Regions from separate parts of the Homo sapiens genome. Here region 1 is linked to region 2. Evidence: read pairs that join two places in POLR2A ChIA-PET (ENCODE). Cell type or tissue: PC-3. All regions are shown on one strand. Each heading gives the region's core, and the rest is flanking DNA. Links, peaks and the distances in the headings are about the cores only.

Region 1 (5,378 bases), core at 191-5,190, 310 kb after region 2:
GAGGCTGAAGCAGGAGAATTGCTTGAACCCGGGAGGTAGAGGTTGTGGTGAGCCAAGATCATGCCATTGCACTCCAGCCTGGGCAACAAGAGCAAAACTGTCTCAAAAAAATAAATAAATAATAAAAATATTTAGCTAACTCTACTTTGGGTCAGCAACTTACTACTTCAGTGAGGTTTAAGAGCAAGTCACAACCCATTACTCAAAACTGAAATCATTTCAGTGGGCCACAACAAATGTTAAGAAAAAAAAAAAGAGAGAATTTGAAAATATGGGTGCATAGCACATAGTAAGCATTAAGTGGCTTCATGACACTATTCCAGTTATCTTTCTCTCTACATACATACATGTGTGTCCTGTATTTCATCCAGTGGGTCACAGTATAAAGAATAAAAGTCACTGCCTATGTAGTCACAGACCATCAGGCCAAATGAGTCTAGATACCAAAACTGTACTGTCCTGCCAGTTACAAGTTACCAATCTTTTGTTGTTGCTAAATTAAACTTGTAGCGCCATAATTTAATCCATGCCTTGCCTTAGTCCCAAACATGAAAGTCATCAACATTTCAACCTTTATATTCTCACAAATTATTTTTCCTCTTAGCTGCATGAATTTCTTCTTCCAAGTGCACTTAGAGCAGGTGGTAAACATCCCAACTCTTCTCATTCAAGCAGATTCATGGAAGTTTAGTACTTAGAAACAATAGTATCTCCATTTGGGAGAGAAAAATGAGAATATCCAGCAAACCAGTCCTAAATGACTGATTACTGAAGATCAGATATAACTAATGACTTCAGTAGTTGAGGTCAGTATTAATTCCAGCATTTTTAGCATAGACAGGAGAAAGGGAAGGAGATGATCATATTATCAGTGGATCCTGTGAAGACTAAAGAGGAAAGGTCTGTAGTGATTTAGAATCTGAGCAGGTCTCTTTGGTTGAAAAACTATCTAGGTTAACTCAGCGTACACTAGCCTGCAGCCTTCTGAAATGGGCGCAGGCCAGCCACCTTCTAGGAGATTTCAGCCCTGTAAAGCAAAAAGGGGTAAATTGGGCATTTAATGCAAGTTTTGTAAACAACTTTAAATTCACATTTAAATATTTTGATAGGTACTTACACGGTGCTCCAGTATACATGATGGAAAAGAGGTTTATTCCAACTGTGCAGGCATAGAAAACTGGCAAAGCTCGCAAACCATTAGGAACTGGATCTGCCTGTAAAACATCATTAAGATCAATATCTTAAAAGGTATAAAGGTTAACCCATTTCCACAGAATCTTTTAACAGGGTAGGTTTGGGAATTATAGTGCCAATAACTCTCTCCAGAGTAGTTTCCAAGGACAACAGAGTTTTTCCTGCATTTGCATCTGGAATTCTTCCTACGAAGGCTAATTCCAACTTCTACCTGTTTTTTTTTCTTTTTTCTTTTAATAACAAGACTAACTGTACCAGTGACTGATAACATCCTGAATAAAGATTGCAATACCCACATTCTAAGGTACCCAAAAGCCCTAATATAAACTTCAGCACACACCTGAGGATAGGCTATACTCTACGTTTGTAAGAGATGTCAAGAAATAGACTATGTTAGGATGTTGCTTACCTGACTTCATATCTTCAAAGACTAAAAATACAACATGCAGACTATGCGTACGCCAACCATCTTATCTAAACATCTGACAAAGATGCCACAATTAATGCTTTACCGAAGTTCAATGATAATAACTGATTGTGCACAAGGTCATCCACTCACTCAAAAGACTGTGTGCCAAGTGCTATTCTGGGCACCGAAATATAGGAGGGAATAAGACCAAGTTCCTGTTCTAATAGAACTGACACTCACCTTCTAGTATGGAATAATGTAAAGTACTGACAAATGCTGTGAAGAGAAATAAAGAAGGGTAAGAGGAGAGTGATGGAAGGGGGGGCACCATTTGGGTGGGGAGGGTCAAGGAATAAGCATGACATAAATGTAGTAAGCTAGCAAGCTGTGTACATTAACTATGGGTACAGAAGGGGCAAACCACCTGATTATTTGGGCGCTGAATGTTCCAGACAGAGATATCAGCAAATGCAAAGGCCCTAAGGCAAAAACTTGAAATGTTTAAGGAACAGTAAGGCCAGTGACTAAAAATAAGAATTCTACCATACCTAGTATGTATTAATTCTATAGGAGAACACCCAAGTCAAACACCGAAAGAATGGGAGGAGGCTGGGCGCGGTGGCTCACACCTGTAATCCCAGCACTTTGGGAGGCCGAGGCAGGACAATCATGAGGTCAGGAGATCGAGACCATCCTGGGTAATACGGTGAAACCCTGTCTCTACTAAAAATACCAAAAAAATTAGCCCGGATGTGGTGGCAAGCATCTGTAGTCCCAGCTACTCTGGAGGCTGACTCAGGAGAATCACTTGAACCTGGGAGACAGAGGTTGCAGTCAGTGGAGACTGGGCCACCTCACTCCAGCCTGGGCAACAGAGTAAGACTCCATCTCAGAAAAAAAAAAAAATTGGGAGCAAAGATCTGAATACATATATGGGAAGGCTAAAAACTTTATAAAGACCTTAGCCTAAAAGGTTTAATGTTATCTTGATCACAATTCCAGTGGAAAATCTTGGGGAGGAAAAACAGAAAGTAAAACCCTACAGCTTCCAACAATAATCAATACACTGGAAAGTTAGTAGCTTAAGACCAGTGAAACAAGGGAAAGCTCAGACCCATGTGTAAAGTAAAGGTACCATTTCAAATTAGCAGAGATGAGCACTCATTGAAAACCACTCTAAAATTTAACTCTTATCTATAGTTTAATAGAGAATGTTAACAGATAGTGAAATAGCCAAAACAAAAACAATAGCATACAGAAATCAAGAACTGTTAAGCATCCTTGAATAACTAACTCAACGGTGGTCAAACTCTGAGGGCAGTCAACAAGATTAGGAAACTAAGGTGTGTATTTTTATTCTAAAGACTAGTCTTAAGAAAATGCAGGTCAGGTGTGGTGGTGGCTCATGTCTGTCTGTAATCCTAGCACTTTGGGAGGATGAGGCAGGGGATGGCTTGAGCCCAGAAGTTCAAGACCAACTTAAGCAACAGAGCAAGACTCCACCTCTATAAAATATAAAAAGTTAGCCAGATGTGGTGGCACACACCCATAGTCCCAGCTACTCTGGAGGCTGAGGCAGGAGGATCACTTGAGCCTGGGAGGTCAAGGCTGCAGTGAGCTACAATTAAGTCACCGTACTCCAGCCTGGGTGACAGGCGAGACTTCGCTTAAGAAAAAAAAAAAGCCAGGTGCAGTGGCTCAAGCCTGTAATCCCAGCACTTTGGGAGGCCAAGACGGACAGAGCACCTGAGGTCAGGAGTTCAAGACCAGCTTGACCAACGTGGTGAAACCCCGTCTCTACCAAAAATACAAAAATACTAGCCGGGTGTGGTGGCGCCTGTAATCCCAGCTACTCAGGAGGCTGAGGCAGGAGAATTGCTTGAGCCCGAGAGGCGGAGGTTGCAGTAAGCCCAGATCGTGCCACTGCATTCCAGCCTGGGCAACAGAGTGAGACTCCGTCTCAAAAAAAAAAAAAAAAGGCTCCAAAAAACCCAACCCAAGACTCCCACCCCCAAAAATTTCCTGGGTTTTAAAGACATTATGTGGGGACTTCTCAATAGATTTTCAAAGATATTTCGTAATATGATTATCCATAAATCAAATTGTAATTGACTAGTCTGAAGTAGCAGCCTGTGTATTTATTATCCTGTATAGCATAGCCCAATTAAGTATTCCCTGAGGTAAACAAATCTGAGGTATTCTCTACGCAAAGTTGTTGGGGATGGGGTAGGGTATGAATGACACTACTATACCAATAGTTTATTGTGAAATACAGGTTCATGGTTAAAAAAAAATCAAAAGTTCCAGAGAGTCTAGGAAGAAGGTAAAACAAGAAAGGTCTCATCATTGTAGAGATCCACCTAACACACAAGTAAAACTTCACCTGGAAATAATGTGAATGCCTCATCGTCTAGTCATGTGGGACAGGAAAGGTCTTCACAAAACCCCCCATCTTCACCAGAATAGTTCACTTTTACATATTGGATATTCTGGTTTTGTCTAAAGAAAAGGGAAGACATCCTAAATATATTTCTAACTAATGAGAATGCCAAAAGCCCTATTTTCTTTGACTAGAATTTAAAAATACTCAACAGGAGCACTGAAGCATATTCCTTCTGTGCGATGCCAGTCCTAAATAGAAGTACCTCACCTCCATTCTGTCTGTTCCCACCTATCCCCAACATGCTTGGAACAAACATTCAGAGAATAGAAAATGTTTAAAAGCAATTTTTTGAAATTAAAAAAAAAGGTCATGTTAATCTTAATTTTCAAGATAGACATTTAAGAGTTGGAATATATCTTAATGGTCAAATATTCAGATTTTAGCAGTTAAGATACCAAAAGCTTACCAGTCTAAGGATATTTTCTTGAAATTTAACTCCTAAAAGGAAGCAGAAATATTCATACTCAACTGAAAACTCCTGTTACTGAGGGATTGGCCTGCAAGAGTGTGTGTGTGCACGTGCACAGAGTGGGGGAAGATCCTCAAAGTCAATATTGTTTTAAACACTATGCCAATCATTCTTCATCATTTGATCATGCCCATTCCCATACCCATATAGGAAATATACAATTAAGAAATCAGTTACCGTATCTAACTTCAGCCCTCAATAACACCGTGGGGGTATGCATTCCTCAAATGAGAGGTTCTGGGCACCTGAGAATCCCTCTTTGCACCTCAGAGCACCACCATTCCCCTTCCGGGGAATAAGTGTTTTGTGGAGGTGAAACACACAAACCCTCTCCAAAAACAAAATGATCTGCTACTCAATAATCAACACAGGGCCAGCATAAACCTTTACCAAGCAGGAATTCACAACAGGAGATCCTACTAATGCTTCTGACTCTCTGCTAAGTAGCAAGATATACAGTTCTAATGAAAACTCTAAAAAAAACAAAAAAATCTGGTCCATGACTACTGGTGAGCCTCTAATTTAAGCATCCCAGTATCATACACTACAGTTGTAGGGAGTGGGAAGGTAGATGCTTATCGTACCTGTCTGCTGAATAAAACAGTACCAAACTTAGGAGTCCATAAATATCAATGAACTGTTTACTCTCATATTATACCAGGCTAAAGATATTTCAAGTTTTCAAAGTGTTAAACTGCTATATTCTGCCAGATTCTGGCTATGGAAAACAGTGATTAGTGAATCACTTTACTAGTCATAGAATTTCTACAGAGAAGAGACAAATCTTTCCCTAGAGAAGCTTACAACTAGACCAGACAAGTGGGTCTGAATACATTCTTACCTGCTGGGATTTATGCTATCTC
Region 2 (5,378 bases), core at 95-5,094:
AGGGATCTGTCAGTTCAGTGAGATTGCAGACCAGAGGGTGAGCCTAGAACATTAGTAGGTAAAGCAAGGAACAGAAAGAGGTAATTGCCCAAAGATAACTTTTCTTGTTTCAACCTTTTTTGGGATTATGGTAAAACCTGAGAGGGTGGAATCAAGATTTAGTCACACACTAGCTGTGAAACTTTGGAGACAGATGTCACTTAGCCCCTCTGAGGCCTTGTCTTAATTTAGATTCTAGGCATAGTCCACACAAGGACCTTGCTGCCATTTTCCATATGCTACAAGGTTGCATCTGACCCCTTGTGAGGGTCAGCTGGATCCAAGTTTGTTGGAGAACCTGATACTGGATTCAGGTTCTCAGCACAGGGTAGGGCCTGAGGCTGGTTTTTTCCCCAGCAACAGCTGCCGGTGAGGAAGTAGAACCTTCTTTCCAGTTGCCCTATGGAAGTTCTGAGTGCCTTCTGGGGAGGAGTCAGGGCCCCTGCTCACCTGACAGCTTGCTTTTCTCAGCCTTCTTTGCATCTGTGTAGATGGGAGGGAAACAGTTACAGGACTGACCAGCTACAGACAAGGCCTCCTGCCTCTGGGACTCAGTTGGGAAGAGATTGGGACAGGAAAGCCCTGGGGCCAAGTCCCCCAGGATGCTATTCTCCTCTCTAAAAACCAGCACATCTCTCCCCACAGAGCCCAGTGCTTGGTGACTGTCCCCAGATCTCAAGGATTCCAGGTCAATTTGAGAATTGCCCCACCTACTGGGAATACAGCCATTAGCATCATCCATAGTCTCTAAACAGCTGTGCTTAGAACTGTGTTCTCAAACTTCTAAGACTCCATGCCCTTTGAGAAAATAATCAACAAATACTTTTGAACACCTGCCATGTGCCAAGTACTGTTCTAGGTGCTAGAAATACACTACAAAAAGAAACGTTCCTTCCAGAGATTACATGGGTATTGATGAAGTAAACAAAAAATAGTAAAATTAGAACTATAAAGTAACTAATCTATTTTATTTGAACGTAACAAGTGCTTTGAGAAGAAAGCAGTGGAGAGGGATAAGAAGGCTAGGGGTGGGGGTGCATACCCTCAAATCTTGAAGAGGTGGTGTGGGAAGGCCTCCCTAGAAGGTGATATTTAAGCAAAGACTAAAAGGAAAAGAGGGAGAAAAATCATGTGAACAGTGAGAGAAGTGCATTTTGGGCAAAGAAAAGAGCAAATGCAAAGGCCCTGAAGCAGCAGCTCGCCTGGTGTGGACAACATGCAAAGTACCCACTGCCCACACCCTCTTCAAGGAAGAGCTCCCTGCCTAGTCACTGGAGCGGTGACTTAAACCAGGAGGGTGTCTAATTTACCTCAGATAGTCTCACAACGGCAGGTCCTACTAAAGGCAAAAAAAAAAAAAAAAAAAGAAAAAAGAAAATTCAAACTGACCTGGCGGTTTAACATTAAAATGCTTGCAGGGAGCGAATGTTCCAAGAAATAGGGTCAGCTGCCAATGGCTCACTAGCACCCAAGCACTCAGCTCACAGCCCACCTGCACGCAAGCATCTTGTCTGCAAGCATTCAGCCTAAGCAGCCCTACGTCATACGTAGCCCTTGCCTCTTTGCAGACAGCCTTCCCTCTGCTGTATTGCCCATTGCTCCCTTGCAACGTATCTCTCCTTTTCTCTAAATAAATCTGCCTTTCTAAATTCAATATTGTCTTGATTGATTCCTTTATCACCACGCGCTGGCCTCACACAGCCATTAACCACGACAAGTTGCATCCCCAGAGATATTTAACCCGAGGAAAAATCGGCCACAAGGTAGCGCCACATTACAGAGAGGGAACAGATGGATTTATCTTGCACGTGGTCCCCAGAATTGCTCAGAGGCTAGCTGCAGATGCTCACCAGGTCATTTTATTAGCCTTCTAATAACACAGTTCTACATTTTATACTAACGAAGTTTGGGGCCCAATTTATTGCCTAATTTGGGATTTTAAATGTTAAACCACTGAGACTAGAAAAGATCCCTAAGGAGGCAGATATTGCTAAAGGAAAGAGAAGGGCCTTCAGCACATGCTAATATTTGAGCAGGGTTTCTTGATCTTGGCACCATGGATATTTTGAGCTGAATAATTCTGTGTTATGGGGACTGTCCTGGGCATTAACAGCATCTCTAGCCTCTCCCCACTAGATGGCAGTAGCAACACCCTCAAACACAACCATAGACCTCTCCAGATATTGCCAAATGTCCCCTGGGGAGCAAAATCACCCCGTAGTGGAGAAGCAATCATTCAGGGGACAGAGGACGCAGCAAAATCAGAAAGGAGACCAAAGACAGCGGCTAGAGGGGAGGAAACCAGGAGAGTGCGTATAGTGGAGCCAATGGCGGAAAGGTCCCAAGGAAGAGTGACCAATTGCATCCAACAGTGAGTGCCTAAAGGTAGGATGGCTGTATATCTGCTTTCCTAAGACGGCCCCAATTTATGCCTCTTGTCCAGGTACAACCATTTCTTAGGAGTGTTGCCGTTTGGATCATTTATGTGCTCACATGACTCAAAAGTCAAATAAGAGGAGAGCAGAGACAGCAGTGGGTTTGGCCACGTGCAGGCTGGTGATGACCTCAGCAAGGGAAGTTTAGGTGCAGTGGCGGAGACTACAGCCACTTTGGTAAGTGTACTTTGGGGGCAAGTTTAAAATAGAACAGGAGAAATTACAGAAAGGGGGGTCTCTATAACACTTCCTATGGGTTTTGCTATAATTAAGGATAGAGCAACGTGAGAAAGAGATGGAGAGGGTGGTGGAGATGGGAGGAACAGCTGCATGCTTTGTGCCAGTATAACTGGTCTGCTGAAGAGGAACCATGATGTTGCCGGAGCATGAGAGGACTTGCTAGAGGCACGTCCTGAGCAGGTGAGAGGGTACGATACGAGTGCATAAGTAAAAAGGACTTGGATGGAGTATAGTCAGCCCACCCCAAGTGACAGCAGGAAAGGCCTAGATTGGGGGGTGCCATGCTGGCAGATGGGCAGAGTGGTGGCAGTGGGTGGGATTTGTTTATGTTTGCCTCTGTGTTTCAAGTGAAATAGGAAACAAAGTCATCAGTTGAAAGTGACGTGGAGGTGTTGGAGGTTTGCAGAGAGAGAAGAATGTGTGAGATACTCACCTAGGAACCCAGGAGACTGAAGGAACTAAGGAAAACATATAATGTGTTGCCAGGCAGCACTGAGGCATATGCAAGGCTGGAGGTTGGAAACGTATATTGACATACAGGGCCCTGTGCATGTGTGGATTTTTCCAACCTCCATCAGCCATGCGTGTGCGGGTGCTGGCACAGAGCAGGGGTAAGGCTGGACTCAACCAGGGCTGTGGTTTTGCCACATAAGGGTGATGAAGTAAAAGGGGCAGAAGTATTGACAGTGGCTGCAAGGGAGTGATTCCAACAGGCCTTGGAATTTCATCTGGGTAATAAAGGAATGAGAACCCTAGTGGGGCGAAGAATGGTGAAAAGGTAGATGACTTAATGGATTGCATGGATCAAAGGATTTTTTGACTCAGGGGATAAGAATGAAGAAGTTGGAATGTGAGGTCACAGATTAGGATATTAGAAACTAGAATTAAGGAGGGGCTGGAGTTACTGGTAATGATCTGGCAGTAAGTGGCTAAGCTGGGGGATCATCACAAGGTTATTGGAGGGAAGAAAATTAAAGACCTGAGAGGCCGCCCTGTTAAAAAGAATGTCTATGTGTGTATTGAACCATCAAGGATTGGGACAGGGTTCTGTTGCAGCAAAGTGACAGTCACCATCCAAGAAATGAAGGGGAGGGACAGGAAGATGGTGAATGACTGCCATTAAGAGGACACACTAGAGGGCGGCGGGAGTTGGAGCTACAGCAGTGAATTGGAGGAGGAAGAATGATCTGGAAGCATCGAGGAGGACCTTACTCCATCCCTGGGCCCTGTGACATAAGGGTTAAGGGAGGAAAAAAGACAGCCACCCCTGGAAAGGACTGAGATAAAGCAGTATTCTCAGGCAGAGCCAGGTTTCAGTAAGAGCAGGAGGGTGAAGGGAAGGGTTAAAGAGGTGCAGAAACATGCTGAGGATGAACCAAGCATTCCAGAGACACCCTGAAAGAGCCCCTGGAGGTGGAGAGGAGTGGATGGAATTGGAGCAGAAGATGCAAAAAGCCATATCAAAATTACAGTGCAAGAGATGACGATGGCCTGGGTGATTGATGCAAACAAGGATAAAGAAAATAATCAATTTTGTCCCCATTTTCAAAGACAGATAGCAGCAGCAAGAGTGTAAGTCTGAGGAAAGTCATATTCCTTCCTCCTACAACATAGCACACACACTTACAAAAACAATACACAGACTCCTGGCCAATGGACTTCAAAACTGAGGAGGATCATTAAATTTAAATGTTCACCGCTGCATGAAATCTCCCTGGGTCCTGCCCTCCCTTCCCCACCCTCCTCCACTTGGGCCGGGGCACAGCAGTGATTCTCTCACCTCTCAGAGTGAGCCAGTGTTGGCTGCATTGAAGGCTCCAGATATGCAAACAGGGCAGATATTCCTGGACCAGGGTGCACAGAGTGAGGCTCCAACGCACCCTATTAACTGCATGAAGGATGAATGAGCCTCTGGTATGGGCTGGGACAGAGAAGAGGATTCAAGGGGCCCAGGAGGGTTTGGGTGGAACCTACCAGGAGCGGCAGTACAGACTCCTTGGGAAGGTGGCCAGGATTTAGCCACATTCACCAATAGGATAATCTGGAGAATTTCCTAGCTTGAGTTTCTGGGAGAAAGCAGATTTCTGGATTATCTGGTGACAGGTAACAGGGCCGAGTTCATCCACAGCCACCTGCAGTGTTAGCACCTTAAGCTGAGTTCCTTGCACCAGGATGCTGTCACGCCCAGTCAGTGTGAGACGGTTCTTGGCTGAAGGACTGAAAAGCTTGGGTAAGTGACTTCACCTAAGCCTCTATCTCTTGCTCCCGTAAGTCAGGGCTCATTGTGGCTCCTTGCAGGCTTGACTTCAGGGTTAACAGAGAAAATGAAGGTACAAGTGCCTTGTGAACTCTGAAACTCCAAACCAGTCATTCTCAAAGTGCCGTCCACCAGTCTAGCACATCAGCATCACTGGAAGCTTGTTTGAAATGTAAATTATCAGGTCCTCCAGAGCTATGTATGAATTAGAAACTCTGGGAATGGGGCCCTGCAATCTATTTCAACAGGTCCTCCAGGTGATTCTGATGCAAGTTAAAGCCTGAGAAACTCTGTCCTATACAAATGGATGTCAACTCAAGCTGCTCTTCAGAATCACCTATAGCACTTGTTCACCCGAATCCCTGAGAATGGAGCTTCAGGACTGCTATTTCTCAAAGTTTGCCTGG

Evidence for each region. Peaks named below come from ENCODE experiments on the same cell type or tissue, not always from the same donor. Only the 100,000 strongest peaks of a DNase experiment are listed, where the experiment ranks them.
Region 1: POLR2A ChIA-PET joins it to region 2 with 30 read pairs; 2 of 35 experiments call an interaction of 5 or more read pairs at or near these places.

The regions. Positions count from the first base shown.
Region 1 is chr2:112,648,538-112,653,915 of GRCh38, reverse strand. It overlaps SLC20A1 (solute carrier family 20 member 1), which reads right to left. Exons shown (of 11, transcript NM_005415.5): 5 at 1,118-1,214. Among named protein-coding and RNA genes, the nearest start is that of SLC20A1, 5.3 kb to the right of the region's middle. In PC-3, for the core only: no CTCF peak of the experiment used is centred there; no DNase peak of the experiment used is centred there; H3K4me3 peaks cover 2,055 bases.
Region 2 is chr2:112,955,808-112,961,185 of GRCh38, reverse strand. No RefSeq gene overlaps it. Among named protein-coding and RNA genes, the nearest start is that of IL36G, 20 kb to the left of the region's middle. RefSeq lists a silencer at 2,082-2,131. In PC-3, for the core only: CTCF peaks have their summits at 754 (motif pointing left), 1,937 and 2,145 (motif pointing right); a DNase peak (open chromatin) is centred at 2,175; H3K4me3 peaks cover 317 bases; H3K27ac peaks cover 751 bases.